Regions from separate parts of the Homo sapiens genome. Here all the other regions are linked to region 4. The links are chromatin contacts, found by Hi-C or POLR2A ChIA-PET in ENCODE. All regions are on one chromosome and are shown on one strand. Each heading gives the region's core, a stretch centred on a gene start or an enhancer-like site at or near the end of the contact. The rest is flanking DNA. Distances are from core to core; before and after follow the strand shown.

The links. Hi-C counts contacts between places; a loop is a spot of excess contacts on that map. ChIA-PET counts read pairs that join two places held with the same protein, here RNA polymerase II (POLR2A). Pooled maps may share reads with other maps.
Region 1: a map of B cell shows a loop between it and region 4 (15-fold over the local background). The contact joins the promoter of TRMO here to the promoter of ZNF367 in region 4. A Hi-C loop is called at or near these places in 3 of 168 maps with a recorded cell type or tissue (B cell, CD4-positive, alpha-beta memory T cell and gastrocnemius medialis), 4 of 37 single-sample maps with no recorded cell type and 11 of 50 pooled maps.
Region 2: a map of B cell shows a loop between it and region 4 (13-fold over the local background). The contact joins the promoter of XPA here to the promoter of ZNF367 in region 4. A Hi-C loop is called at or near these places in 1 of 168 maps with a recorded cell type or tissue (B cell), 3 of 37 single-sample maps with no recorded cell type and 12 of 50 pooled maps. POLR2A ChIA-PET finds 5 or more read pairs at or near these places in 1 of 52 experiments (CD4-positive, alpha-beta T cell).
Region 3: a pooled map shows a loop between it and region 4 (5-fold over the local background). The contact joins the enhancer-like site here to the promoter of ZNF367 in region 4. A Hi-C loop is called at or near these places in 3 of 50 pooled maps.
Region 5: a loop to region 4 is called in a pooled map, with 20 times the contacts of the local background. The contact joins the promoter of TBC1D2 here to the promoter of ZNF367 in region 4. A Hi-C loop is called at or near these places in 2 of 37 single-sample maps with no recorded cell type and 10 of 50 pooled maps.
Region 6: a pooled map shows a loop between it and region 4 (3-fold over the local background). The contact joins the promoter of TRIM14 here to the promoter of ZNF367 in region 4. A Hi-C loop is called at or near these places in 2 of 168 maps with a recorded cell type or tissue (B cell and naive thymus-derived CD4-positive, alpha-beta T cell), 2 of 37 single-sample maps with no recorded cell type and 8 of 50 pooled maps. POLR2A ChIA-PET finds 5 or more read pairs at or near these places in 1 of 52 experiments (GM12878).
Region 7: a map with no recorded cell type shows a loop between it and region 4 (7-fold over the local background). The contact joins the enhancer-like site here to the promoter of ZNF367 in region 4. A Hi-C loop is called at or near these places in 2 of 37 single-sample maps with no recorded cell type and 5 of 50 pooled maps.

The regions. Positions count from the first base shown.
Region 1 is chr9:97,921,217-97,925,192 of GRCh38, reverse strand. TRMO (tRNA methyltransferase O) reads left to right here and starts at 2,693. Exons shown (of 5, transcript NM_016481.5): 1 at 2,693-2,775. The coding sequence starts at 2,700. RefSeq lists an enhancer at 2,641-3,090.
Region 2 is chr9:97,694,676-97,698,842 of GRCh38, reverse strand. XPA (XPA, DNA damage recognition and repair factor) reads left to right here and starts at 1,503. Exons shown (of 6, transcript NM_000380.4): 1 at 1,503-1,722. The coding sequence starts at 1,551. RefSeq lists a silencer at 1,342-1,441 and enhancers at 1,992-2,041, 2,052-2,111.
Region 3 is chr9:94,803,120-94,807,410 of GRCh38, reverse strand. The region is part of intron 5 of AOPEP (aminopeptidase O (putative)); the gene reads right to left. Among named protein-coding and RNA genes, the nearest start is that of MIR2278, 4.7 kb to the left of the region's middle. Within about 2 kb of position 1,655, at least 11 of the 41 ENCODE cell types and tissues checked have a DNase peak (open chromatin) inside an H3K27ac peak, as active enhancers do.
Region 4 is chr9:96,416,475-96,420,231 of GRCh38, reverse strand. It overlaps ZNF367 (zinc finger protein 367), which reads left to right and starts at 1,862. Exons shown (of 5, transcript NM_153695.4): 1 at 1,862-2,619. The coding sequence starts at 2,200. RefSeq lists silencers at 716-985, 1,246-1,905, 2,016-2,155, 2,456-2,695 and enhancers at 514-1,047, 1,048-1,581, 3,056-3,295.
Region 5 is chr9:98,254,328-98,258,595 of GRCh38, reverse strand. TBC1D2 (TBC1 domain family member 2) reads left to right here and starts at 2,947. Exons shown (of 13, transcript NM_001267571.2): 1 at 2,947-3,423. The coding sequence starts at 3,055. RefSeq lists an enhancer at 2,223-2,712 and a silencer at 2,883-2,932.
Region 6 is chr9:98,116,637-98,120,523 of GRCh38, reverse strand. TRIM14 (tripartite motif containing 14) reads left to right here and starts at 1,302. Exons shown (of 6, transcript NM_014788.4): 1 at 1,302-1,542. The coding sequence starts at 1,336. RefSeq lists a silencer at 1,369-1,468 and an enhancer at 1,779-1,828.
Region 7 is chr9:94,859,174-94,862,979 of GRCh38, reverse strand. All of the region lies in intron 5 of AOPEP (aminopeptidase O (putative)), which reads right to left. Among named protein-coding and RNA genes, the nearest start is that of MIR2278, 51 kb to the right of the region's middle. RefSeq lists an enhancer at 1,743-1,792. Within about 2 kb of position 1,784, at least 16 of the 41 ENCODE cell types and tissues checked have a DNase peak (open chromatin) inside an H3K27ac peak, as active enhancers do.

The DNA of each region.
Region 1 (3,976 bases), core at 1,444-3,943, 1.5 Mb before region 4:
CTATTTTTTTTTTTTTTTTGTATTTTTAGTAGACGGGGTTTCACCATGTTAGCCAGGATGGTCTCAATCTCCTGACCTCGTGATCCTCCTCGGCCTCCCAAAGTGCTGGGATTACAGGAGTGAGCCACCGCGCCCGGCCACAACCATATAATAGTTTCTTACCTCTCAATGACACTTCAACATTTATACTTTCACATAAACTATTTTATTTGATCTGTACAAAAGTATGTGAAATAGGCCAGGCGGTGATTATCACTCTCACTTAAAGATGAGGGAATAACATAGAGGGAAGGTACTCACCCAAAGTCACATCTGACTTCCTCAGTGCTTTTTTTTCTTCTTTGGAATGTGCTTCTGTCTCAATTTCACCTGCCAGAGTGGGCCAAAATTAGAGGAAAAAAAAGAGTAAACTGAAGTCTCAAGTTCTAACAGCGTTGCATTAAGATGGACCTTAAGAGATTTGCATACGTACAGTGCACAGGAGCACAAAGATGAGATGGGGAAGGAGAGGGAAAGAGGAATGCAGTACATTAGAGGAAGCAGAATTTCTCTCTCCACCTCTCGGGACCCTTTCTGCTTGCCCTCTTACATCACTCCCTGCATTCACACACCACTTCTGCTTTCTCACCATTCTTGTTTAAACATCACTGTGCATCTAAAATTCTTCTGGCGTTCTTCTTGGCTTAGAACCTTTAGGTGACAGAATTAAAGTTTTGCAAGAATCCTTCTAGCTTGACTTTGTGCTGCCCTCCTCTCATGTTAGGTTAGAAACCCATGAACCATATGATATTATAGCCAAAATGATGTGTGGGACGGTTCAAAGCTTTAGTTGATTCTCAAAGGGGTCCTTCACCCAAATGAGAGGTTAAGAATCACTCTACTGAGAAGTGTTTCTCAAAGTAGTACAAGCTGAAGACTACATAATTATTTAGGTCATTTCTTTAAGGCAGATTTCTAGGTCTTACATCTGGAGGAGAGGTTAAGTCTTATAAACTGCAAATAATCACATATAATTCCAGACAAGATAATAAGAACTTCAAATCATAGACTAAAAAATGTGCTGCATATTTAAGTTCCCGTTTTCAGTCAAGAGAAATTTTACCTATAAAAGAAGTAGCAATCTATTTCCCTAGTATATTCAAATCAGCTTTGCATTTCAGTACTTGTCACACTTGGTAATTACATATTTTTTTGTGTGATTAACAACGTCTACCATGCCCTCCAGGAGGGCAAATATCTCTTTAAATCTAGTCTTTCCACAGATAAAGCGGGACTATCATTTTTAGCAACACCACCATCTAGTGGCAAGCGCAGTAATTCTGGCCCAGTTTTATAAACACACACATACACACACACGCGCGCGCGCTATATATATATAAAACAATGATTTTCAAACTTGTTTCTCCAGCTGCACAGAGCTGTCCCTCCTAAAAAAAATGGCAGCCTTTTCCAAGTTGTCCTGTAAAAATGACCTGCCAAAAGACACTATATGAATTTGATCAGTTTTATCTTATTTTTTAAACCACAATCTTTAATTATTTGGCTCCTCCTGCTGGTTATTTTCTACCAGAAATCAATGACAAATGGACAGACATGGAAACATCTTTTCATGGTTGTTAGACTTTTCAATCTGTGACTCATATGCTTTTGAATATTTTATACTGCAGATGTTAACAGATAAAAAGATAAAAGATTTTAAAATTTCTCCCAGAAAGAGAATTATATACAGAGAAACTTACTAAAGGTGAGAGACAGCATTACAAGTGGGTAAAAGATAGGCTATCATTGCAAGGACAACTGGTCATTGCATGGGATTAAATGATTCTTGTTAGCTCTTAGCTTCTCAGAGCTGTCCAGAAACGACAATAATCCCCACAATGCACATGGCATGTTGACTCTTATAATTCCATTCTCACTTCAGTTCCGGTAAGGTGTGGAGCACAAGAAACAGTTCCCACTCCTTAACCCCTAGCACATAGTAGGGCTCCTTTATAACATCCACCACACTTGAAATAAGACTTATTTGGGGTTGTTTCTGACAAAGCATAACTTATATTATGGAAAAATTTCCCACCACCCAGGGATAATTTTTTTTTTTTTTTTTTTTTTTTTTTTTTTTTTTTTTTTGATACGAGGTCTCGCTCTGTCACCCAGGCTGGAGTGCAGTGGCGCGATCACGGTTCACTGCAGCCTCAAACTCCTGGGCTCAAGCGATCCTCCCGCCTCAATCTCCTGGGTAGCTGGGACCACAGGTGCCTGAGAATTCTTAACATTTCTTAACGTCCAGTCCTTCCGCTCTGTGTTAATTACATATACACATCCCTTAAAAATTAGGGTCATACTGGACGTATAGGTTACTTAATAATGTTTCGAGAGAGACATAGTTGCGAGTTCTTCATGGAGGTGTGTTCCCTCTCAAAAAGCGCGGGAAGCCGGAGTCGCATTCTACCCTAGGAGGGCGGGCAACTGTAGCAGCTGTGTGTAAGATAAACGAGATTGGGGTCCCGGAGGGGCACACGCCCGGGATAGGGTTCGAAGCCCCATGGAGAACTCAAAGCTTCCCTCAACGCCACCCTGCGCGCGCACATTCTCCTGGGTTCGCGGGACCTCGCCGGCGAGGCCACTGCGCATGCGTCAGGCATGGAGAGCGGAAGCGGAAGGTTGAATGCGTCGGGTGGGCACCTCAGCAACCAGTAGCCATGCGCGGCTTGGAGGAGTCGGGGCCTCGGCCTACAGCGACCCCGTGCGGCTGCGTTAAGCCGGCTCTGGAGACAGGTAACTTCCAACACCGGCGGTGCCACACTCTGGAGAGGTTTAGGCCCAGGCAGCGGACTTCGTTGCCGAGAGGGGTGTAAAACGCACGATCTGGAACTGACGTGCGTCATTCTTTTACCTACGGCGAAGGCACGGGTCACGTGCTGCGGAGACCACGTGATGTGCTTTGGCGAGCGGGATGACGTCATCTGGCTTGTTCCGCTTTGTTATAAGACTTGTACTGTCTGCGTAGTCTTGGCTCAGTAGCTGGAGCAGCTACGTGCAGCGTAGGGGCTTTTCTCTTAGGGGTTTCCTTGCCATAGCGTATGGGAGATGGTGTTAGGCGGGTTAGGAATTAATAAATGCCATAGAGAGGCATCCTGCGCTGTAGGAATGAGGACAGAGAAGGGGGAAAGTTTCTGGGGGAGAAAATAGTTTTAAATTGGGCCTAGAAAGACAAGGCATGAATTTGTTTCTCTTTACTCACACGTTTTCATAGAGGAATATATTAGCTTTAGAAACTGGAAAGCAAATGGAAGAAAATTAAAATAACCTGCCAGAGAAAGCCATTGTCAATATCTTGGTGTCTACCTTCCACGCTTGTTTCTTTGCATACACACTTGGAAAGTGAGGTACTATACGACCTGTTTAGTAACGTTAAAATAATTTAAAAAAAAATCTTAACAGGGCAGTTAATGTTAATTATAACACTTTGGGCCGGGCGCAGCGGCTCATGCCTGTAATCCCAGCACTTTGGGAGGCCGAGGTGGGCGGATCACGAGGTCAGGAGATCGAGACCATCCTGGCTAACACGGTGAAACCTCGTCTCTACTAAAAAATACAAAAAAATCAGCCGGGCGTGGTGGTGGGCTCCTGTAGTCCCAGCTACTCGGGAGGCTGAGGCAGGAGAATGGCATGAACCCGGGAGGCGGGCTTGCAGTGAGCCGAGATCGCGCCACTGCACTCCGGCCTGGGCGACAGAGCGAGACTCCGTCTCAAAAAAAAAAAAAAAAAATTAACACTTTGTTTTGTTATTATTAATTTTTGTAGAGGCAAGCTCTCACCGTGTTGCCCAGGCTGGTCTCAAACTCCTGGGCTTAAGCAATCCACCTGCCTTAGCCTCCCAAAGTTTTGGGATTACAGGCATGAGCCACTGCAACCAGCCTAACGCTTTGTTTTAGATATGTGCTCTAATTTAACCAGCTTCCTGTTACTGAGCATT
Region 2 (4,167 bases), core at 254-2,753, 1.3 Mb before region 4:
TGTGTTGCCCAGGCTGGAGTGTAGTGGTGCCATCACAGCTCACTGCAGCCTTGACCTCCTGAGATGGGTTCTTGTTACATTGCCCAGGTTGGTCTTGAACTCCTGGTCTCAAGCAATCCTCCTGTGTTGGCCTCCCAAAGGGCTGGGATTACAGACATGAGCCACTGCACCTTGCCAATTATTATTATTTTTTAATAGTGACAGGGTCTCACTGTGTTGCCTCAGCTTGTCTTGAACTCATGACCTCAAGTCATCCTCCTGCCTTGGCCTCCCAAACTGTTGAGATTACAGGTGTGAACCACTGTGCCCAGCCTAGTTTTTAATTTTAATGAAGTCCAGCTTTTTTTCTTTTGTTGCTTGTGCTTTTGATGTTATGGAATTTGAAATAGTTTCACCTGGGCAAGATTGATGGGTAGGGAGAAAGAAGGATCTGAGGGGAAGGGAGATGGGGATGGCTTGAGATTCTATCTCCAATTCAACCTAAGATTTCAGCAGGTAACTGCTTTATACGAGGTTTTGCAGCTTTATGTATATATGACCGATAAATTAGAACACTGAATTGTGTTTCTGAAAGGTTAACCATTGAACATTAGTGGGAAACATCAGTGTGTGAGGTTGTCTTTCTAAAAGCCAGTCCTAAATGGTACATGTAGTAATTAGAAGTTAATGTTTTCTGGTTTCAATTAAGCATTATTTGTAACAAAGGGAAAGCATACATTTTTGGGAAAGCCTGCTATGTTTCTTTTGTTACACTAGCCACACTTTTGGGAAGTCAGGATATTTGGCCCAGATCCAAACCCACTGTCTACCTGGCAGTAGCTCATCCTCACTGAAGGAATATTCCATGGGAAAGATAGCCAACCTTATGCATATCAGCCTTGGAGCAAGTCCTGCATTTGCCTGAGGTCACACAGCAAGTTAACTGGGAGTTTCAACCCAGGTCTTCTCATTTTAAATCTAAGGCTGTGTCTCTAGGCCGTGTATCCAACATAAAATCAGGACTATCATCTGTTGGGCTCTATGACTGGCACTACTACTACTCACTGTTACCATTTTTTGAGGTCTTCTACGTGCCAGGTTATTGTCCTGGCAATCTAATCCTCCCAAAGACTCGGTAAATGGTTCCATAATTATCCTCATTTTACCACTGAAGAAACTGAACTCTGGTTAAATAACTTGCCCAAGGTCACACAGACTTTAACTGTCAAGAGCTCAGACTTAACCCAGGCCTGACTCCAAAGCCTATACTCTGAATCACCAAGCGAGACCTATTTTAAAGGTGACCAGGTCGTGAGATATGATCTCAGCACGGACCCTTCTCCCGGATGACAAGAGAGCAGGTAGTTAGGCGGGTACTCCGTGTCCGCGCATACCCAGACTCCGCCCAGCGCCCGGGCAGGCCACCCCGAGCCCCTTAACTGCGCAGGCGCTCTCACTCAGAAAGGCCGCTGGGTGCGGGGAGCGCAGAGGCGGTGCAGGGCGGCTGGCTCGCCTCGGCGTGCAGTGCGCGTGCGTGGAGCTGGGAGCTAGGTCCTCGGAGTGGGCCAGAGATGGCGGCGGCCGACGGGGCTTTGCCGGAGGCGGCGGCTTTAGAGCAACCCGCGGAGCTGCCTGCCTCGGTGCGGGCGAGTATCGAGCGGAAGCGGCAGCGGGCACTGATGCTGCGCCAGGCCCGGCTGGCTGCCCGGCCCTACTCGGCGACGGCGGCTGCGGCTACTGGAGGTTTGGGCCGCGTCCGCGCTTTCCCCTTCCCTCTCCCCGCCTCCCCGGTCCCCAGACTGGCTCGTGCAAGCCGAGTCCCGGGGCCCGGGGGTCGCGTCAACTCCGCTGGCGTATGTGTGCAGATTCTCCCCGAGTCGGAGAGGGAATCCGCCCAGCCAGCCGCCTTGTCAAAGCGTCCTGTCCACGACCACAGAGCGTTCCTCTGTCGCACGCGGGCCTCCTGACCCCCAGCCCCGGGCCTTCTTCGCTGCACCTCGGCTGCTGGCAGCTTCGATTTTTCGTTTAGGGATGCAGCCGCCCCGGCCGGGAGGTGTCAGCCACTGCCAGGTGTCAGGGCCTCAGCTGTCCCGGAAAGAGGAGTTAGACTAGTTCTTGATTCTGGCCTCTATACCTAGAACTAGTTGATGGAAGAGGCAGATCTTGGTGTTTGTTAGGGAGAGCTTTCAACAATTAGAGTTGCCAAAAGTGCAATGGATTGCTTCTCATGAGCTTCCCGTTACTAGAAGCGCTCAAATAGGAACTGGAAGAACGCTTACTTATGTGGAGGAGAGGAGATTCAGCAATCAGAATCTCCTACTCAGCAATCAGAAGAAGGGACTGGATAGTAAACCTTTAAGATTCTAATCCATAGATTCCATGAGTCTATTTCTTGGACATGTGACCTCTGCGATTTCTTGGCAAAAACTAGTTGCTCAAAACGTGTTTATTGATTGAAGTAAATTAAGGACTGATCTCTCATTGCAGATTATTCTCTTATAGAATTTGCCACTGGGGTCAACTAATAATCTTTAACAGGATACTTAAAATATAGTTTGGTTGACAGGCAGTTCTTCAGGGCTGCCTCTATAACATGAAGTACATGTGTTCCTAAAGCTCTATACTGCCCTTTGTCGAGCACAGTTTAGAGCTGTATTACTCTTTTTTATCAGCCAGATGTAGTGAGAGTGAGAAGAGTCTGAGGCTGGCAGCATGTCTTGATGTTCATACTAACACCGAAACTGCAAATTCCAGCTACTTTTGATGGTACTGGTCTCATCCTTTCTACTTTATAGTGGTTACCTTTTATTCCTTTCTAAACTTGAGGCACGCTAGAGTCAGACAGAAAGTTCATTTGCACTGATTAATTCATAGTCATGATTCCATAAAGGTTTCCAGGTCTACGACATGGCTGTGGAACGGAAGGTGCAAAATAGCAAAAACTGACATTAAATTAAACTTTTGATCATGGAAAGCAAGGTAGAATGAACATTCTTTAAGATTTCTTAGGCAGTTCCCCAAGAACTGAACTGTATTGTAGCATTGTGTACAACCCACCATGTTTCAAGAGTTAGGTAAGTGCTGAGATTTTTATCTTTGTGACACTTTTATTTCATGGTACTATACAATTTTCTTTTTCTCTGTGTGCCATGACATATGCCATGAAAGACTGAAAAAACTTGCTTAGAATACGAAGAGTGGTGCTAAGGTCCTGGGGAAACAGCAAGGCATAGCAGCAGAGAGAAATCGGACTTTGTTTTGGGCATGAGTTAGCATTGTTTAGGATCCTGCTCAAGTCATGGGCTCGACTACTCCAGCTTTCCCTCTTCTTAATTCTCATTGTGTTTACTGTCATTCCATTCATTTACTTTGCTATTTATATTACATATTCTGGTAGGTTCATTCATTTCTATCCATCCAGTTGGTACTCATGGAATGTTTACTATTTGTCAGAAGTATACAAGTAAAGGCACTCAGTCTAATGAAGGGATACAGAGAGATGAACAGGCATTATAGTGTGAGAATTGCTGTTAACAGTGGAAACAAGTTTATAATCTAATCCTTTCATTTAATAGAGGGAGAAATTGAGGCCAGAGAAGGGGAGTGACTGTAGCAGAATAAAACATATTAATCTGTCTTAATAAATGGAGGTGTAACATACTGTAAAATGTACTCATCTGAATTTTACCTATGTGAATGCTTGTGTAAACACCATCGTGATCAAGACATGTACACTTCCGGAACCTTAGAAGTTTTCCTATTGCGCCTTCCTAGTCGGTGTCCACTCTCTACTCTCAGAAGTAATACTCTTCTGACCATTTGATTGGTATTACCTATTTCCAAACTTCATGTACATTGAGTCATACAGTATCTGGCTTTTTTTGCGCAACATAGTATCTGAGAGATTCACACATTTTGTTGCGTGCATTGGTAGTTTGTGCATTTAGATGTTGTATAGATTCTTTTGTATTATGCCACAATTTTTTCCATTTTCCTTTTGGTGGCTATTTGGGTTGTTTCCACTTTGGGGCTGTTACGAATGAAACCTCTGTACACATTCTTTTTTATGTATTTTAGTGGACATACACACTCACTTCTCTTGTGTATATGCCTGGAGATGGAATTGCTGGGTCATAGGAGAGGTGTAGTTATGTTAAGCTTTAGTAGATATTGCCAAACGGTGATTAT
Region 3 (4,291 bases), core at 406-2,905, 1.6 Mb after region 4:
AGGATGGCCCCAGCAGTGTTCTCTGAAGGTAGGACTGTCAGTCTTTGTGTGGGGAGAACAGTTCAAAGAAAACCAAACACTTAAGCATAATCTTTCAGAGGGTGAAGAATCATGGTATAATGATGATAAGATGCTACTTCTCGATCTGACAAGCAACACAGCTGTTTAATGGCAAAAAGAAGATTCTAGTTAACCCAAAAGCTGTGAGTTCACTCTGCCTGTTGCTCCAACAGAAGAGAGAGAGCCTGGCCCCCAAGAACTCATGTGATCCAGGAATTTGCCTGGTATCCAGATTCTATGGCTGCCTCAAAGCCAGCCCACAGTGAATGCTGATCTTCAATGATATCTTCACTCACAGGGTCAGTATGGTTTCTGTGTGGAGACCCTAAATCAAGCACTCACTGCCTTAGAAACAGTTACACATCAGCCTTGCCTAAGTCTGGACCACCAGACTCTTGACAGCCATCACAAGATGAGGCCATTTTACTTGTCTCCCTGACTTCCTGCTTCTAAGTGACTTTGGGACATTATATATCCTCTTAATACCCGCTCTGTAAAAAATGGAACATACACACACATTCTCACTACCTACCTTGCTTAGTACAAAGTGGTATTGTCAAGACGAACAAAATAATCCTGGCCAAGGGCTTTCAGGGTCCCAGAAGAACATCACTTTATGAATACCAGTTACTATTTCAGGAACACAAAAATGAAAGAACCAGAACACATTAGAAGGGGAAAGCCCCTACCTATAACATAGGACGCAAATAAAGTCAAATAATTTTCTCAAGAAGGATAATTGAAATAAAAGAGAAAATGGAGAAAGTGAACACAAAGAAAGCAACAAAGGGGAAGCACACATGGGCATAAATCACCTTGCATGTGCCTCACAGCTCACAACTCATTCTGTTTGTTCATCTCTACAGCAACAGCAGGGTTGCCAGTAAACAAGGGATTAAAATTTTACAGAAAAAAAGGATGGTATGAGCTGCTTTCTATCATTCACACCCACCTGTTTGAAAAAGCAGAGAAGAGTTATACCACACAACAGGGGAAAGAAATGCCCATTCAACATCTTTTTAAAAAACAATCCATGCAGAAAGAAAATTGAGAATTTATTAAAATCTGAGAAAGAAACGACAACAATAACAAGAAACAAAACCCACACACAAAACAAAAATATGCAGCACATCGGAGAAAGTAGAGAAGTTGGCAGCCATGGTGAATTCAAAGGCATACTAATTTAAGGCTCAAAATCTGATTCCTGAGGCAAAGAATCACTATGGCTGCATCTTGCCTTGAAATCAGGGGGTCACATCCCCTGAAATCTAAAGAAGGATTGTTTAAAAGTAGGGTGGTTTTGGTTTGAGGGATCAAAAATTCAAGTAAAGCCAACAAAGAACAAACAAAGAAAAATTCTCAAAGCTGTGAAACCTTGCTACTTAAGATAATGACAGAAATTTATGACTGCTTCCTTCCCCAGCAGAAAGGAGCATAATTAGAAAGCTGAAAACAACAGGCCCTTTGTACCAGCATGTTATGTTTTGCTTATTCTATTACACATTGGCTGGGAGATAAGAATAAACAGGACAACACCCTGTCTAACCCGGGAGGAGGGAGTGGAGGAAAAGGCTGGTTACATTCATTCTTGGGCATGTACGTGCATACCGTTTATTTGCAAATTGAGGTACTTAAGAAAATTGTGCATGCAATAGTCAGGAACTAGTATAAACATTCAGAAGTCTTTTATTGCACAATCAAACCTTTTAAGAATAAGCCTTGTGTAATAGGGAGCTTTATAGTTTTTCCTCATAGTGAAGCATGTTGTGAAGATTTTAATAATTGATAATTTTTTCTATGGTCTTTAATTGTCAATCCTATTTTCATTCAGTTGTTGTTGCTTTTTTTAAAAAAAAAAACAAAAAACAAAAAACAAAAAACCTTTCAAACTAGGATGAGCAAATAAAACTAGGATGAGACACAGCTTCCCTCTCTGTGACCAACGATGTCAAAAACCCTTGCAAAGAATCAATCAACAGCTGCCAGGGGAAGAAAACGTGGTGATCTGAGACTTCTCCCTTCTCTACAAAGGGACGGTTGCCCGTCTGGGTGCCAGGTGTTCTGATAGCTTCAGCCATGGAGAATTCTGCTCAAGAACAGCAGCTGCTAAGCCAATCAGGTTCTCATTAGCCAGTCGGGAGATGGTATAGGTATCTACGGTCCCAAGAAAAAAAAAAAAAAATTTGATCTCTTCCCATAACCCGTCTGCCTAGAATGATGGACCTGACTTAATCTTGCCATTTCTTAGTGACTCACTTGCTCCTGGCACCCAAGCTCACTAAGAACGGGGCTAAGGAAAGCCATTTTAAGACCTCACTGACCTGCCACCATCCTGGCCTTCATTCTACTCCTCCAACCCATGAGAGTGGTTCCCACCTTGAGGCCTGTGGACCGGAGTGCTTTTCCACCAGATGGTCACAAAGCTGATTCCTTTTTATTCTTCAGTCTTAGCCCAAATGTCACCCTTTAAGGAAGCTTTTCCCTCTCACCCTAACGATGCTATTGATTCTCCCACTGTGACACTTACTTGATTTTATTTTCTTCATAGCATACATCTTAATTACTTGTTTCACGTACACTAATTTTCTCCCCTGACTAGAATGTCCATTTCATAAGGACAGAGGCCTCCTCTATCTCGTTCACCCTTGTAGGCTTTGCATCGTAAGTACTATCTGGCACACAGTATACGCTTGATAAATATTTATTGCAAGAATAAATAAACAATAACCAAATTATCAAGATTATCTGGTATAGAACAGGTGGGGAAAAGCTCAAACAATCTGTCACCTGTCATCGGCCACACTATAGTCATTTTTTTCCCCTCAATTTTCCCAGTGGGATGAAGGGTGAAGATGCATGTGAACAGCTGAGCCATGAAGCAGAACTACACAGCACATGGTTTTTTAACTTCAGTGCTCTTCACAGAAAACCACTCTGAAATAAGTTGCAAGAGATTCTTGAAATTCAAATACAAGGAAAAAAAAGAACATATATGGACGACAGCTAGGTAGTTCTGCCAACCTAACTATGCCATGACATGTAATTGTGAACTGCTGAGAGACAAATGCAAAGCAAAGCATTTCCTATACACACATACAAAGGTAAGATTAAGGTGTTAATTTTTAAGCAACTGTCATATGCCTGGTTCTAGAATATGATTCCATTAACGTTACTGCTGTTATAACAGAGAGTGTAAGTGTGATGATGAGCTCCTTTCATTATTTCTCAAAATTAAGAAACTAGGCTTGCCAGTCAATCCCCAGCAGAGACTCTGAGAACATACGAGGACACAATGAAAACAGTAGAATATTAATTAAACCAACAGGAAGAGAGCTGTGTGTACTTCAGAGATGCATTTTAAATGCATGCATATCTTCATACAGACATCATAGTAGTCAAGTCAAGAAATGTATACTTTACGGTTCCTGATATGGCAGATTCAGTCTTCATGGAAGGCAAAAACACAATGAAACAAAAACTGAAAGCCCACACACACCCACTGAGGAAAGCATCTGAAAGGCAAACTAGTGATTTTTCTCAGCAAAGAATTAAAGTCCCTCTCCCCTGGAACAGTGATTTGGAAAAGGACCAGGGTAGGGGAGGGGGTCAGTTAGTAATGGCTCCTGTTATATTAAAAGGTGACAAAAATCATGAAGAGCAGTATTGATAAATGTTCTAGTTACTGCCATGTTTGAAAAGCATTCGAAATTCTAAAATATTATTTGTGTATTATTTACCTTCTTATAAACTGATTTGTCATTATCATACATTCAAGTTTTATAAATGTGTTTTTCCTCACTTCACTGAAATATCAGAATCCAGCTCAAAAACAGAATCAAAGAGGAGACTTTTAAGCTTATTCAATAAAAACTATGATACGTAATATTCAAAATAGTGAAATCATTATATTATCTAAAATTCTCAGAAACTGCTTAACATGATTAATAATTTACCCATTTTAGTTCATGAGGGAATGTTTAATATCATTTGCCAAAAAAGAATACTGAAATGGTATAAAATGGTATTCATTATAATTAAGACCTAATCACTAAAGAAGTCCAGAGGTATGGAATTTACGATCTTGCATACATGTTTATAAAATATGGACTCGGGAAAGAGCCATTTAATTTACCAAGAAGTCCTTTGATCTCTCAGCATATTATAACTAAGAAGACAATGGCAGGTTTCAGTATGGAGGTCTTTTTGGATGACTCCTCCTAGCCTTGAGGTT
Region 4 (3,757 bases), core at 613-3,112:
GTCCCATTTTTCAGCCTTTTCCTCCTTTTGCTCAGCAGACACTGAATATAATCCACAGGCAGTACAGACTTATTCTTCCAAAGGATTTATTATGTAATCTTGTACAAGCCTCAACTTTTCTCATTTATAAAATGGGAAAAATATCTTCCTTACCCAATTGTTGAGTGAACTGTGAAACATCCATATGTATTATTGTGTATCAGTACATATATGCTATTTTTGTAGTAGGCCTCCAGAAAATGGAGGCTATATACTGTTTCATTTCTTAAAAGGATACTTTCACTTGGTTCAAAGTTCAAAAGATAGTTATATATTGTATTTCTTGAAATCTTTTCACTTCTGTTCCCAGCCACACAATTTCCCTCCATGATCCATGTTTCTTTTGCATCTTGCCAGATATTTTATGTACGTCTAAAAGTAAAAACGTATTTTCCCCACTTTAACAATTTTACATAAAATCACACTATTGCTTGTTTTGCCTTTTAAAATAAAAATACATTTTTGAAATTGTTCATATCAGTACAGTTTCCTTTATTTGTTTTTAAACAATTGTGGCTTAATTTAGTCATAGCTGTGCATTTGTGTGTCTTTCACAGAGAGAAAAGCTATTCAGCTTAGTTATCTGTTATTATACAGTCGTGTTCTAACTTAATTACCAATCCTAACCCTTAACCAATGGATATTCATTCATCCATTCAGCAAATATTTATTGAGCCCCTACCGCGAATCAGGCGGTGCCTGGGAATCTGTATTCCCAAGAACAAAACGCAGCTCCCCAGGCCACATCTAGCGGGTAGGAAGCCGGGCAACCCCTCCGCCCGGTCCTTCCTCTGCAGCCTGCGAGCCCCACCCGGGCCGCGGTCGGCGCCAGCCAGGCGGGGCTGGGGCGGGGCGGGCAGAGGACGTTGGGGCTCCGCGCGTCCCGGCGCGAGTACTAGGACGCGGCCGGGGCAGGTGGGGGCCGAGCAAAGTAGGGCGCTGCCCCGACTCCCGGAGCAGCCGCTCGGTAGAGCGGGGTCGCCGGGGTGGGGAGATCCCCGAGGCAACTTCGGGGCATCAGTCCAGGGTGAGAGTGTCTACTCTCGCCCGGCTCTTGTGGCCTCCGCGCCGCGAGCGGCCCGCAGGGACTTCGGAGGCCACTTCCTGGACTCTCCCCTTTCCACAGATGGGGAACCGGAGGCCCACAATCGGCCCGGAGGAGTCAGGGCGGTGCTGACAGGGCTGGTTCACAGAGCGTGCAACAGCTGAGCAGACGGAACTCGATTAAGAAACCAGGCACGCCGGGTGCCCATCAGGACCTCGGGCAGCAGAGACTCCAGCCGCCGGGCGGGTGGTGGGACCGAGGGCGGGGCGGGCGGCGGGGCCCCAGCCCTTTAAACTCCCTGCGCGCGGGAACCGCGGCCCAACAACCAACGGCGGGCGGGGCCGAGCGGGGCGCGCGCCTCCACCGCCCAACGATCACCACCCCCCCCGACCCCGCCCCGCCGCTGTCCAATCAGCCGCCCTCTTGCCGCCCTCCCCGCCGCCCTTGTCTCCCTGGCCCGGACTAACCACGCGGAGGGACGGCGGGGCGGGGCGGCAGGCGGGTGTGTCCGGGCGAGTGGAGACGCCGCGCGCTCCACTGGAGTTTCGAACGCTGTTGGCCCTCCAGACAGAAAAAAATATAAGAGCGGCGGCCAATGGCGAGGTGGGAAGGACCCGCGCGCAGACCCGGCCCCGCCCCGGCCGGCTGGAAAGAAGGCCAGGCCTGGCCATTGGCTCGCGCCGCCTGTCACTCGCCGGTGCGGCCAGCGGGCAGCGGCCTCGCGGTGACTGGTTCCGCCCAGGCGCGAAATGTAACGCGGGAAAAGCCGGGGCAGGCACCGCGGCGGCAGGTTGTTATTTTTGGGGGCTCAGCGCCGCGCGTCCTGCTTTCCTGTCACCGCAAGGGCCGGGCCGCCCGCTGCTTCCCACCCCTGCAGCCTGCGCTGCGGAGTACAAAGAGCGGAGGGCGCGCTTGACCTGGGGCTGGGGTCCAGCCCTGCCCGCCGGTGCCGTCTGCTCAACTAGTTAGGTGGCTGCTGCGCAGGATTCCGGGAAACGTCAGTCTGCCATGAGCCGGCAGGACTGAGCCTGCGACTCGGAGCAGAGCGAGTGAGGGGCAGAGCGGTGCTCAGGAGTGCGGCCCGGGGCCGCCGGAGCTGGGGGTCGGGCCGGGCGATGATCCGGGGCTTCGAGGCGCCCATGGCGGAGAACCCGCCGCCGCCGCCGCCGCCCGTCATCTTCTGCCACGACTCCCCGAAGCGGGTGCTGGTGTCGGTCATCAGGACGACCCCGATCAAGCCAACGTGCGGCGGTGGAGGGGAGCCGGAGCCGCCGCCGCCGCTCATCCCCACCAGCCCCGGCTTCAGCGACTTCATGGTGTACCCGTGGCGCTGGGGCGAGAACGCACACAACGTGACGCTCAGCCCTGGGGCCGCGGGGGCCGCCGCCTCGGCCGCCCTGCCTGCAGCCGCAGCCGCCGAGCACTCGGGGCTTCGTGGCCGGGGCGCGCCCCCGCCCGCCGCCTCGGCCTCCGCCGCCGCCTCGGGAGGTGAGGACGAGGAGGAAGCGAGCAGCCCAGACAGCGGCCACCTCAAGGTGAGCGGCGCGGGCGGGCGGGCGGGCGGGACGTGGGGCAGCCGGGGCCCGTTAACGGTGCGGCGGGCGGGGCGGAGTTGAAAACGCGAGGTCGATCCGGCTACGGCGGGGGCTGCGGCTGACAGGATGCTGACGTCACTGCCGCGCGCCAAAAACCGGCCCCAGTCGGGGGGGGCCTGTCACGTGACAGGCGGGAGCGGCGCGGGAGACCGTCCTTGCGGCAGGTGCAGTGGGCGGGAGCGCGGCCCGGGGTCGCTGGGGAGGCCGGGTCAACGGCCACTGACATCCTCCCGGCGGGCTGCCGAGTCCTCAGTTCCGAGAGGAAACGAGAGGGATGAGGGCCTTGAGTTGTTCCACCGACTGCGAGAGGGCAGGGAGCGCACAGTGTTTGCTCCATTACTGCAGATCGCCCTCGCCCTGTTAAAAGATGCCCTGCAGAGACAGCCGAAGAGCAAGAAAGGACTTCTGGGCCTGTTCTGCGGCTGAAGTTGTGCCTTCGCTGCCTTTCATTTATCCAGCATACTACTTGCTAGGTGTTGAGAGCACATAGTGGAATGGGACGCTAAAATTGCTTGCAGTCTCCGACTGCTTAAAGCTGGGAAGGTCGTTACCACTGGTTCAAACCTATTTTACAGATCAGGCAGCTGGGGCTTACAGTGATTAGTGAGGCGACCTTCCCACGATGGCACAGCTCAGTAGTGGAAGAGCGGGGACTAGGTCGAGGTTTTGTGGCTTTTAGTCCTGCATGTGTTTGGGGTGACTTTCTGCTGACTTATACTGAACTCTGTAGACTGTAAGCTCCAGGTGAGCCAGGAGTATTTCTATCTAGAAGACTATATGACTTTACTACCTTACATTCTGTAAATGCTCAATAAAGGTGCTCAAAAAATATTTGTGTAATGAATGAATGGTGCTAACAGAAGGGTAATATCCAGGTTCCATTTGTTAAGTGGCTGTATAAGATAAGCAATTTGCAAGAGATAACAAGTAAATCACATAGTGGATAACTGCATCTGTATCAGCACATAATGTATAAGTTGAAACGAGTTTGATCATTTTACATGCAGTCACAAGGATGTTGAAACTACATTGTTTGGGTTTTGAGGAAATTGATATATTTTATGTGGCATTATTATTA
Region 5 (4,268 bases), core at 1,698-4,197, 1.8 Mb before region 4:
CATTAGGGGAAACTGGGTGTAGGGTCTACAGAAATTCTCCCATTGTCTCTGTAACTTTTTCTAAAACTATTCAAAAATAAAAAGTTTTTTTAAAGCCTATCGAGGCCAGGCATGGTGGCTCACACCTGTGATCCTAGCACTTTGGGAGGCTGAAGTGGATGGATCACTTGAGGTCAGGAATTCAAGACCAGCCTGGCCAACATGGTGAAACCCCATCGCTACTGAAAATACAAAAATTAGCTGAGCATGGTGCCCTGCCTGTGGTCCCAGCTACTAGGGAGGCTGAGGCAGGAGAATAGCTTAAACCCAGGAGGCAGAGGTTGCAGTGAGCCGATACCGCTCCAGTGCACTCCAGCCTGGGTGACAGAGCAAGACTCTGTCTCAAAAAAAAAAAAAAAAAAAAAGCCTATCGAGAGTTTGATTGAAAATGTATTAACTGTATGGATTAATTTGAGGAATGTGACATCTTTACAATATTAACTCTTCCCACTCAGGGACATATTTGGTTTGTCTTATATCCTACTATAAAGCAATAAGGTATTCATTATGTAAGTCATTTATGTAAGGGATGTTGTCCATTATATTTTCCATTTGTTTGCTGCTGGAGACATCTATACACATATGCACAGTTTTTTAAAACAGGCCACCACTTGAGTTTTTCTGGTATACGTAATATATTTATAATTATTCTTTCAAATATTTATCATTGCCTAGCTACAAAACCTAGAACAAATAAGGTATGCTGTTTGTTTTATTAAGAGGTTTTAAAAATCAGGAATGGGGCCAGGCACTGTGGCTCATGCCTGTAATCCCAGCACTTTGGGAGGCCAAGGCCGGTGGATCACAAGGTCAGGAGATCCAGACCATCCTAGCCAACATGGTGAAACCCCGTCTCAACTAAAAATACAAAAATTAGCTGGGTATGGTGACGCGTGTATGTAATCCCAGCTACTCGGGAGGCTGAGGCAGGAGAATGGGAATTGGAGAGCATGCCACTGCACTCCAGCTTGGGCGACAGAGCGAGACTCTGTATCAAAAAAAAAAAAAAAAAAAAAAATTAAAAAAAAAGAAAAGAAAAGAAACTGGCTGGGTGCGGTGGCAGGAGAATCGCTTGAATCCGGGAGGCGGAGGTCACGGTGAGCCGAGATCGCGCCATTGCACTCCAGCCTGCGCAACAAGAGCGAAACTCTGTCTCGAAAAGAAAAGAAATATTTTGTCCCACATTCTGTACTAAGAGCTTCACACATATTATTTTATTTAATTATCAAAACAACTCTAAGGGTAGACAGGTGTAGATCCAGGTTTTGTGGGGACTGGAATTAAACAGCATTAAGGGCCTTCTGATTTTTAAAAAATTACAAAATTATGAACACAAAATTAGGTATGACGATGGTTATTTAGAATGAGAAAATAAATTGTAAATTATAACAAATGAAGAGCTCTCTGGCATTTAGGAGAAATGCTCCCTGGTTGCAACTCCCCACCTGTTAGACTACAAATCCCAGCGACCCATGCAAGTGAACATAAATTTCATTAGCTTCACCGTAAAGTTGTCTGGCGGCGGGTCGGGGGTGGGTAGGAAGAAGTGTTATCTCCATTTTTAGGTTGAGCAAATCACTCAGTATTGCAGAGTGGGAATCTGAAAATTATGCAAATAGACTCTAGAGCCCTCGCCTTTACCCCCACCCTGCTTCTTGTCAATATCACTGAGTGTGCATGAGGGTCTCGTTAACGACGGCTGAGGGGGAGACGATGAAGTAAGAGGAAAGGCTGAACAAAGGGCAAGAGAAAGGCAGAAAGAAGCTCCTAAAGAAAGCTGGACGCAATTGGGCTCCGCAACCCTAATGGAGAAATGCGCCTTAGGAGGGAAGGGGAGAAGTTTAAGGGGAAACAGGTAAAATGAGGCAGAAGTTGAGCAAGTTAGTCAAACCCTAAATTCTTTTACTTATTTACAAAACAGCCTGGCGCGGTGGCTCTCGCCTGTAATTCCAGCACTTTAGGAGGCCGAGGCAGGAGAATCGCTTGAGGCCAGGAGTTCAAGACCCCCCTCTCTGCAAAAAACAATTTAAAAATTAGCCGGGTGTGGTGGTGCGCAGTTGCGGTCTCAGCTACTCGGGAGACTGAGGCGGGAGGATGGCTTGAGACCGGGAGGCGGAGACTGCAGTGAGCTCTGATCGCGCCACTGCACTCCAGCCTGGGTGACAGAGCCAGACCGTCTCTAAAAATAATAATAGCAATAACAAAATAAAAATAAATGTACTGCACCCAACTATGACCCAGGAGTGGCATGGGTTTCCGCAGCGCAGCGGCCGCGCCTGGGCGCCCCAAGCAACACAACCAGCGCTGTCAGGAGGCGAATAGGAGCCAGGACAGAGAGCTGGGGAGGCCACTGCTGTCAGGCGAGGGATAAGAAGGCCGTCCGCGGCGTCACTGACGGGGCTGAAGGAACACCAGGAGAAGAGTGGCAGACAGCTCCGGAGCCGCGCTGCCCGGGCGACGCCGGAAGATGGGCCTCCCAGCGGTCTTCCTTTCAGCCAATGGCCGCGAGATGCGCCGTCCGAGGGTGCCCCGCGCGGCACAGGGAGGGAACAAGCAGCCCATCGGGTGCAAGAAAGCACTATCTTTCTAGGTGACTATGCGAACTACCAGGGAAGTGTAGCTAGGGACAGGCTTCTCTGCCCGCGGTTAACCTAACTCAGTGCCACCACGCCTTTAACCTGAAGCCAGGGAGCACGGCTGCCCTCAGTAAAGATGGCTGACTGGCGCGGAGAAAAAGCCGGAAGCAGCTGGGCTTTGCAGGGAGCCGACTGAGCGCTGCGGGGGCGTGGCCTGGCGGTGGAGGGGCGTGGCCAGCCGCCGTAACCTGGGTTTGCGATCTTTGAGGCGCGCGCACCGCACCCGGTCCCGACTCTGTGGCTTCCTGGGGGCGGGTTCGCCGTCGGCCCCGCCCCCGCCCAGGTGTCTCCCTTTGGGAAGCTGCCCGCCGAGTCTCCGAGATTTGTCCCTGGTGGTCCCGCGGACCCCTCGTCCCTCCGCAGTCTCCGGCTGGCAGCGATGGAGGGCGCTGGGGAGAACGCCCCGGAGTCCAGCTCCTCTGCCCCTGGGTCCGAAGAGTCTGCCAGGGATCCACAGGTGCCGCCTCCGGAGGAAGAATCGGGGGACTGCGCCCGGTCCCTGGAGGCGGTCCCCAAGAAACTCTGTGGGTATTTAAGTAAGTTCGGCGGCAAAGGGCCCATCCGGGGCTGGAAATCCCGCTGGTTCTTCTACGACGAAAGGAAATGTCAGCTGTATTACTCGCGGACCGCTCAGGATGCCAATCCCTTGGACAGCATCGACCTCTCCAGTGCAGTGTTTGACTGTAAGGCGGACGCTGAGGAGGGGATCTTCGAAATCAAGACTCCCAGCCGGGTTATTACCCTGAAGGTAAATTCCTGCAACGACTTTCTCCTTTCCAGCGGCGTGAGGTCCCCTTTTCGCAGGGCAAGGCTGGGCGCGAGTGTGAGGTGGACACAGTAAATTTGGAGTGTCGGTGACGACAGTTCCAAGAACTTTGTGCTTTGCAAAGTGCATTCCCACCCATTTCCTCATTGGGTTCCCACAAGGCAGGGAAGACAGACCCATTTTACGGATCAAGAAACTGAGTCAGAGGGAGATGAAAGGACTGGCTCGAGGTCCATGCGTCTAGAGAGTAGGGTAGCTTGGAATCCCATAGTCTTTCTACCTCTCAGTGCTGAATCAAAACTTTTACTTTTGGGTGTGCCTGACAGTGCAGTTACCTTAACTTTCTTACCTGGGACCTAAGTAAGTCAAAATATGGTCTTTGCAATCCTCTCTCAAGGCCAGGATTCTGATTCCCGTTTCTTGATATTTTGGCCAAGGTCAGTGAATGCTGAGAAGAGACTGGCAGGGATTAGGAAAATAAACACTTAGGTTTCACTGATCAGCCTAGATTGTTCATCTAGGCATGCTTAAACCTGTTTTCCTATCAGCAGCAAGGGGTAGGTTTTATCATCATGTGTAACTGAGAAAGCCTAAAGCAGTAGAAAGGCCACATTCTTTGAAATCAGACGGGCTTGGATTCAAATTGTACATTTGCTACTTACTAGCTGTGTGACCCTGGACAAGTTACTTAACCTCTCAGAACCTAGGTGGTTTGTAAGCATTTGACACATCACAGGCATGTACAAATTGTTGAATTAATTGCATCACCTAGAATACAGCCTGGTACCTAGTGGAGTACTTAATAATTTTTTGTTGCATAAGCACAC
Region 6 (3,887 bases), core at 53-2,552, 1.7 Mb before region 4:
TACCAAAACAGAGTCACTTACATCAAAACCAAACTAAATGGTGCTCCTGTAGTCCCAGCTACTCCAGAGATGAGGTGGGAAGATCACTTGAGCCCAGGAGTTAGAGGCTGCAGTGAGCTATGATCGCACTATTGCACTCCAGCCTGGGCAACAGAGCGAGATCCTGTCTCAAACAAACTAAATGGTGCTGGGAGGCCATGAAGTGGGGGGCCCTCATCAACGATTTGCCTGGTAACAGGAACTATTATTGCAAAAGATTCCACCAAACTGCAACCTTGCACAAAGAACCACAACCTTGCACAAAAGCCATGATATGAGGACATCTGCCCAGCAACTGCCTGTTCAACTTTTGGACTGAAGCCACCTGTATTAATTCTTGTAACCAAGTATTATTATTTTAAAACGATCTGGCCGGGCGCGGTGGATCACGCCTGTAATCCCAGCACTTTGGGAGGCCGAGGCGGGCAGATCACGGGGTCAGGAGATCGAGACCATCCTGGCTAAAACAGTGAAACCCCTTTTCTACTAAAAATACAAAAAATTAGCCGGGCGTGGTGGCGGGCGCCTGTAGTTCCAGCTACTCGGGAGGCTGAAGCAGGAGAATGGCGTGAACCCGGGAGGCGGAGCTTGCAGTGAGCAGAGATGGCGCCACTGCACTCCAGCCTGGGCGACAGACCGAGACTCCGTCTCCAAAAAAAAAAAAAAAAAAAAAAAACAAAAACAAACAAACAAACAAAAAAAACAGTATATGCAATCCTCCTCGTTTTGCCTTTAAAAGCCTCTGCTTTCCTTTGCCTCCCTGAGTACTCCGCGTCCCCACCCCTTGGGTGCCATGGCACATTTATTCCCGAATTGCAATCCTTCTGCTCAGTCCGAAATAAACTCAATTGGAGAATCTCTGTGTCCTTATTTGAGGTTGATGAAGGTATCTTACAGTTGTGGGAATGATTATCTTTCCGGGGAAAAGGGCAAGAGAGGATCAAGGGAAAGTGAGAGGAGCACCCCCGGAAGGTCACAGCCAACTTTGGTCCCATCATCAGGGCTGCAGTTTTCTGGGCGTTACTGGAACAGCGTCATTAAGCAGGAAGCCCACCCTCTCCTAGCTGGCTCATTAGGAGCTTCCCATTTCTGGTGGGACCACCTCCCGGCCTGGGCGGGCAGAGGGAGCACCCTGCTGGTCGGAGGATGCTCCGAGGCCCGACGCTGCTCCCGGCGGGCTGTCATCCTCCTAGGGGTCGGCCGGCCGGCCTGGAGCCGCCCCGCCCACGGCCGAGGTTTCGGTTTCCCTTGGGAGCCCCGCCCTGTGTCCCGGGGAGCCGGAGGAGGTGGAGATGAATGGCGGGCGCGGCGACCGGGAGCCGGACCCCTGGGAGGTCGGAGCTTGTCGAGGGATGCGGCTGGCGCTGCCCGGAGCATGGCGACCGCGTGGCTGAGCTCTTCTGTCGCCGCTGCCGCCGCTGCGTGTGCGCGCTTTGCCCGGTGCTGGGCGCGCACCGTGGCCACCCTGTGGGCCTGGCGCTGGAGGCAGCGGTGCACGTGCAGGTGGGGACGATGGGGACGGGGTTCGCCGCGCGGGAGTTGGGGGAGCCAGCCCAGGCATAACGGCCGAGGAGGGGGCGTGCCTGGCCGTGGCCAGTGGCGGGTTACAACCTGGAAACCAAAGGTGCCCCAGAGGGCGTCTAAGCGGTCGACCGAAAGTTCAGAGCGGGAGCCTGAGACCCAAGGAAGGGCAAAGGCGAGCCAAAGCCATCAGTTGAGCTTCAGAAAAGGTGGGTTTAGGAGTGAGAGGTTGGGAGCCCAGGCTGGTACCCAGATGTCCTTGACCGTGTCCACCATGGCCGATCCGCCACACTGCCATTGGGCTGGAAGACAGTCTGCCTTTTAGTTAACAGAGGTACAAACTCTCCCTCTTAATAAACAGCCCTGTGTAGCTCAGAAAGCCACACAGACATCTCAGGTTTACTTAATCTGCAGTCCACAGAAAGGGCCTGTGAACTTTGAGCTGAGGACGGCCTGACTGCCCTGGGAGCAGCCTCAGCTGTCACTACCTACCTCCTCTCCCCTCCCCGGCCACACAGACACTCCCATTCCTGCTCATAGCAGCCCTGGGTGAGCCATTATTATTACAGCCATTTTATAGGCCACAAGAGGAAGGCTCTGGAGGCAGGGGCAGGCCTTGAACCCAGGACTCCATTAGCCAGATGCCCCCAACAGGGCCATTGTCACCGTGGAACCCTTACCCATGCATAATCCTAACAGTGCCCCAGGGGCTCTGGGCTCCTGCTCCAGCTTCCCAGCTGACTTTTTCTGTGGCTTCTCTCAAATCCTTCTCTCTCTCTGGGTTTCATGAAGCCTGGGTGAGGTAGGCCCTCATGTCTGACAGCTGTTGATCCTACCACTTGTCTCCAAGAAGTCTTCTGTGATGAATTCAGCCCCATCGTGAGCCTTTCTCCGGTACTGCATGACTCCAGACCACCACACTGTGACAACCTTGGAACTCCAAGGTGAAAAGGGGATCATGGGGGACAATCCAGTGGAGTCGTGGGCTCAAGACCTGTCCCTGCCACCAGACCCTTCCTTTTTTTAACGTATGAAATGGCTGTAATTATAATAATGGCTCCTTGAAAAACTGTTATTCAGAATTAACAAGGCTGCTTTCCACAGATCTGGCTCAAGAGTCTCACCCATCCATTTGTCCATCCCCCTACCCACTACCTACTGTCAACTTGAAGTAATAAGATTCAGAAAATATGATTAAGTACAGAGTTTATCCAAGCCTAAAGCTTGAGGATGGCCAACTGGGACCATAGATTCAAATTTCTGTGACTATCCACTCTGATTAGCAGCAGTTACATATAAGTTTTTAAGGAAAAAAGAAGAAGCAGTTCCTAAATTGTTTACCAAGAATTTACATTAAAATGACATAAGCAGTCGGGCACAGTGGCTCATGCCTGTAATCCCAGCACTTTGGGAGGCTGAGGCAGGAGGATCACATGAGGCCAAGGGTTTGAGGCCTGGCCAACATGGGGAAACCCCGTCTCTATTAAAAAATATGAAAATCAGCCAGGTGTGGTGGTACACATCTGTAATCCCAGCTACTCAGGAGGCTGAGGCATGAGAATCGCTTGAACCTGGGAGATGGAGGTTGCAATGAGCCGAGATCACGCCACCGCACTCCAGCCTGGATGACAGAGTGAGACTTTGTCTTAAATAAATAAATAAATAAATAAATAAATAAATAAATAAAACAGAGAATCTCTATGGCAGAACAACACCAAACCTATTCCACTGGGGAGTCAACTAAAAACATCACGAAGAAAATCCCAAGCCTTCTTTAAAAGCCAGGAATTGGCTTCTAAAACTTTTTCTACAACCTTCCTTGTTGTAGCCAGGAAATAATTCAGGATTTAGTCCAAATTGCAGGAAAATAAAAACTAAAAAACAATGGCCAGGGCTGGAATCTAATAACAGGAATAACAGGTGTGCATAACAGGTGTGCTAAGATTTTCTTCTGAAACATAATTTTTCTCTCTCTAGTTCCCTGTTTTTACCAAAAATGAGTCTTGATAGGACAAATTTACTTGCAAAGTAAGTTTTAATATTACACTTGGCCTGATAATTTGCATTATTGGAACTTTCATAAGGAATTTTGGATTTGACTTTTTTTTTTTTTTTTTTGAGACACAGGGTCTCACTCTGTCACCCAGACTAGAGTGCAATGGCATGATCGTGGCTCACTGCAACCTCCACCTCCCAGGGTCAAGCAATCCTCCTACCTTGGCCTCCCAAGTAGCTGGGACTATAGGTATGCACCACCACACCTGGCTAATTTTTTTTTTGTATTTTTTTTGTAGAGACGGGGTTTCACCATGTTGTCCAGGCTGGTC
Region 7 (3,806 bases), core at 535-3,034, 1.6 Mb after region 4:
GTGTGTCTTTTTAAACCTATTACTCGACGAACACACTGAAACTCTTTTCTAGTGAATGATCAAGTATTTGTGCGCATATACTTTGTCCCGAGAATTAAGCCTAACACTATGAGAGAATATAAAGAAGTCCAAGACGGAGTTCTTGTCCTTAGGAAGTTAGTGAGTTTGCCACTGAGAAAGGACAAACACGCACCACCTATCCTCTCTCCCAACACATCCACCCAGAGGAAACAACATGAGGCAACAAAGTGCAAAACTGTGCAGTGTGATTGCAAGTGGGGATGGAATCCAGAAACCAAAAACAGGGAGGACGGAGACTCTGGGAGAAGGTTCCAGGGAGGCGCTGGCCCTTAAGGTGGGCCTTGCAGGAGGGGCAGAACCTGGAGATGCAGTGGAAACTGGCTGAGCATCCTCAAGGGTGGGGACCAGTCGCAGGCAAACCGCTGTTTCAGTAATGAACAGAGCATGTTCAAGGAGACTGGAAGGAGGTCAACCAGACGTGTGGCCTCTGGAAACAGAGCCCTCCCTTTTCTCAGGACATGGTTTCTCAGCCTTGAAAAAGAGTCCCTTTAAAGGATGATTTACCTCCCCATTCACCCCACATCTGAGAGATCAATCTGTGCTCCAGATCCTCCCTGCCATGCATCTAACAGGCTTGACATTGCTCAGACATCCCTGAGCATCGCCCTGAGGTATGCCTGAGGCCCAAGAACACTGTTTTTCTGTGGGGGTCCTGCTCAGCCAGCCCAGTGACTTTGAAAGAAACGTCCTTTTTACTATGCAACAGGCACATGTGAAGTCTCACTCACATACTCTGATGAGGTGTTTCAAGTTAAACTGTTAGGTAGAGGTGGTGTGCTCTGCTTCCTATGTTGTGAAATAGTAATAAACCAACAGAATGACTGGTCATTGCTTCCAAAGAGGAGGCCAGGGAATTTAATCACTCACAAACTAGCCACGATCACAGGATGAAGCAACTTTCCTAGTAAGCTGCTTTTCATAAACAAAGCCGTTGTTGAGTTTTTAAAATCCAACCAAACAACAAACAACTCTGAGGACAAGAAGAGCACCGTCTAGCCTCATGAAAGACGTAGTGCAGCCTTCACTCGCAGAACGTGCTTCAGAAGAGCAGGTCCTACAGAAGCACGGAGGACCCGACCCATGCAGTTACAGGGAGGATGGCTGTGGAATCCAGGCTGCACCAGGTGTACTACTCGTCAAGCACTGGCTGATGAGAGGGCCTGCACATTCAGTGGTTTTATATCGGGGGTTGGGAACAGTAAATAACATCTCTGGGATCTAGTCTAAGACAAATGAAACCAAATGACTCTTTTTCCAAAAATGGGCCTAAAACAGCTCATGGGAACCACCCCTGGCAGCCTGGTGGAGCAGGAAAGCACAGGCCAGGTGTGAAGAGACCTGAGTGCCAGCTTGGCTCTGTTGTCATGGAAGTCGTTGTTGACCTTGGTTGCTTAATCTGTAAATTAAGGGAGTTCAACTGGAGATGACCCATCCCTGATACTCATTGTGGCACTAATGATGACTCTGTGTCAGTAACAGATGAATACACAGGAAAGAACCAGTATATGTTTCTCTCTTCATCTTCTTTTCTGCCCATCACCATTTCTCCATATGCCCCCACATCATATTAATTTGCCAATTAATAAACAGCCATCCTCAGTTGCAATGTCATCTGAAGCTCAGTGGATTTCATGCTTGTTTGGTGACAGCAGCTGCTGCTGCTGCCCTCAAACCACATCCTTCCCCTTCGTCATGAAGCCTCCTCGAGAGCCACAATTTGCCTTGGCCAGAGCTCCCCGTACGTCAGCTTCCACCAGAAACTGCCATCCATATGCAGAGTTCTGGTTCATCAGCCCCTCTGAAGCAGATCCAGCTGGCCACAGTGGATTCCAGGTGGTCAAGACCAAAGAATCTCATAGCATTGTCAGCACACTGAAGCTGAAAGAAACCGCAAAAAGCACCGAATCTGACTGCCCCCAATTTGTAGATGAGGACACTGATGCCCTAAGAGGTTTATTTATCTAACATGGACTAGCCAGAGCTAGAACCCAAGTCTCCTGACTCAACGGTCAATTATGACTTTGAAATGGACAGAATTAGAAGCTACTAAAATCTACTATTTATGGTGTGCTCTGTGTCAGGCACTGTGCTAAGTGGCTTCTTAAACCTGACATGTACAGAGAACTCAGAATCTTTTCTCCTAATCTGCTCCTCTTCCTGTCCTCCCCACATTAGTCAATGGAGCACCCATCCATCCAGCGGCTTCTGCCAGAAACTCGGGAGTCACCCTTGACATCTCCCTCTTCCTCATCATCTCCCCATATAAAACTCTCAAGTCCTGCATTCTCCAGAGCATATCTTGGAACTCTCCAATTTTCCCCACCAGCACCCTCTCCACCCAGGTCTAAGCCACCTTCATCTCCTGCCTGGATTGCGGCCACACATCATCTCATCTCACCATTCCACTGCCACTACTCCTGTCGCTTCATTCTAGAACCAGAAACCTGAGCAATCTTGTCAAAACATAAGCCAGGTCACGACCTGCCCACCCCGTCCCCACCCTTGCCACTGCTTAAACCTGCTGGGCTTCCCAATACGCTCAGAATGAAGCTCAGATTTATATGAGGCCCTGCTTGGTCTGACGCCCTTATGATGCTGCCAATCTCATTTCACGCCAATCTTCCCATAGGTCACTAAATTCCATGAACACTTCTTTCGGGTCCTCCAAAGTTCCAAGTTGCTTCCAATCACAGCCTGTCCTCCTGTATAATATGCCCTTCTTCCTACTCCTGGCCTGGCTCACGTTCCACTGCCCTTCAGGTTTCAGCTTCTACATCACTGCCTCAGAGGCACCTGCCCCAAGGCCCTGCCAGGAGTGTTTCCTCTAACCCTGCATTCCTCCCACACAGGACTGACCAGTTTGTCGTACTCCATTTTTGAGAATATTTGTTTAATAACTATCTATCTCCCCAACCAGACTATAAGCCCCTTGAAGACAGGGACTGTCTCTATTTGTTCATCACTGTAGCCGAAGAATTTAGTGTTCAGTACATAGGACGCCCTAAATAAGTGTCTGCTGAATTTATTTATCAATTAGTTTACAGAAAACTTGAGTATAATAGTGCCTGTCATTTACAGATGAGCAAACAAAAGCATAAAGAACTTAAGCAATATGCCCAAGACCTAGAATAAGTAAGTAGCACAGAAGAGATTCCAACACAGGTTAGCTGACCCCAAAGCCCATGCCCTTAACTCAGATCACACCAGGATGGAATAGGCTGAGAGAAGATATAAGAGGCAGTAAGCCTTGATGCTTACTTGATTCATATGGAACAAATAGAGTCTGTGAAAGGCTGAAAAACAGCTCCCCAAAAGATATTCATATCCTAATTCCTGGAACTGTGAATGTTACCTTCTATGGGAAAAAAAGAAAAGCAAGCATGGGTCTTTGCAGATGTAATGAAGTTAATAAGGATCTTGAGTTAGTCAGATTATCCTAGATTATCTGCATGGGCCCTAAATGCAATCACACATGTCCTTGTAAGAGGCAGGCAAAGGGAGATTTGGCAGACAGAGGACATGGGGATGTGAAGACAGTGCCGACAGAGATTTGAAGATGACCTTAGTTCAGGCTGCTAGAACAAAGTACCACAGACTGGGTGCTTATAAACAGAAATTTATTTCTCACACTTCTGGAGGCTGGAAATGTGAGATCAGTATGCTAGCACGGTCAGGTTCTTATTGAAGACCCTCTTTCTGGTTTGCAGATGACTGCCTTCTCATTG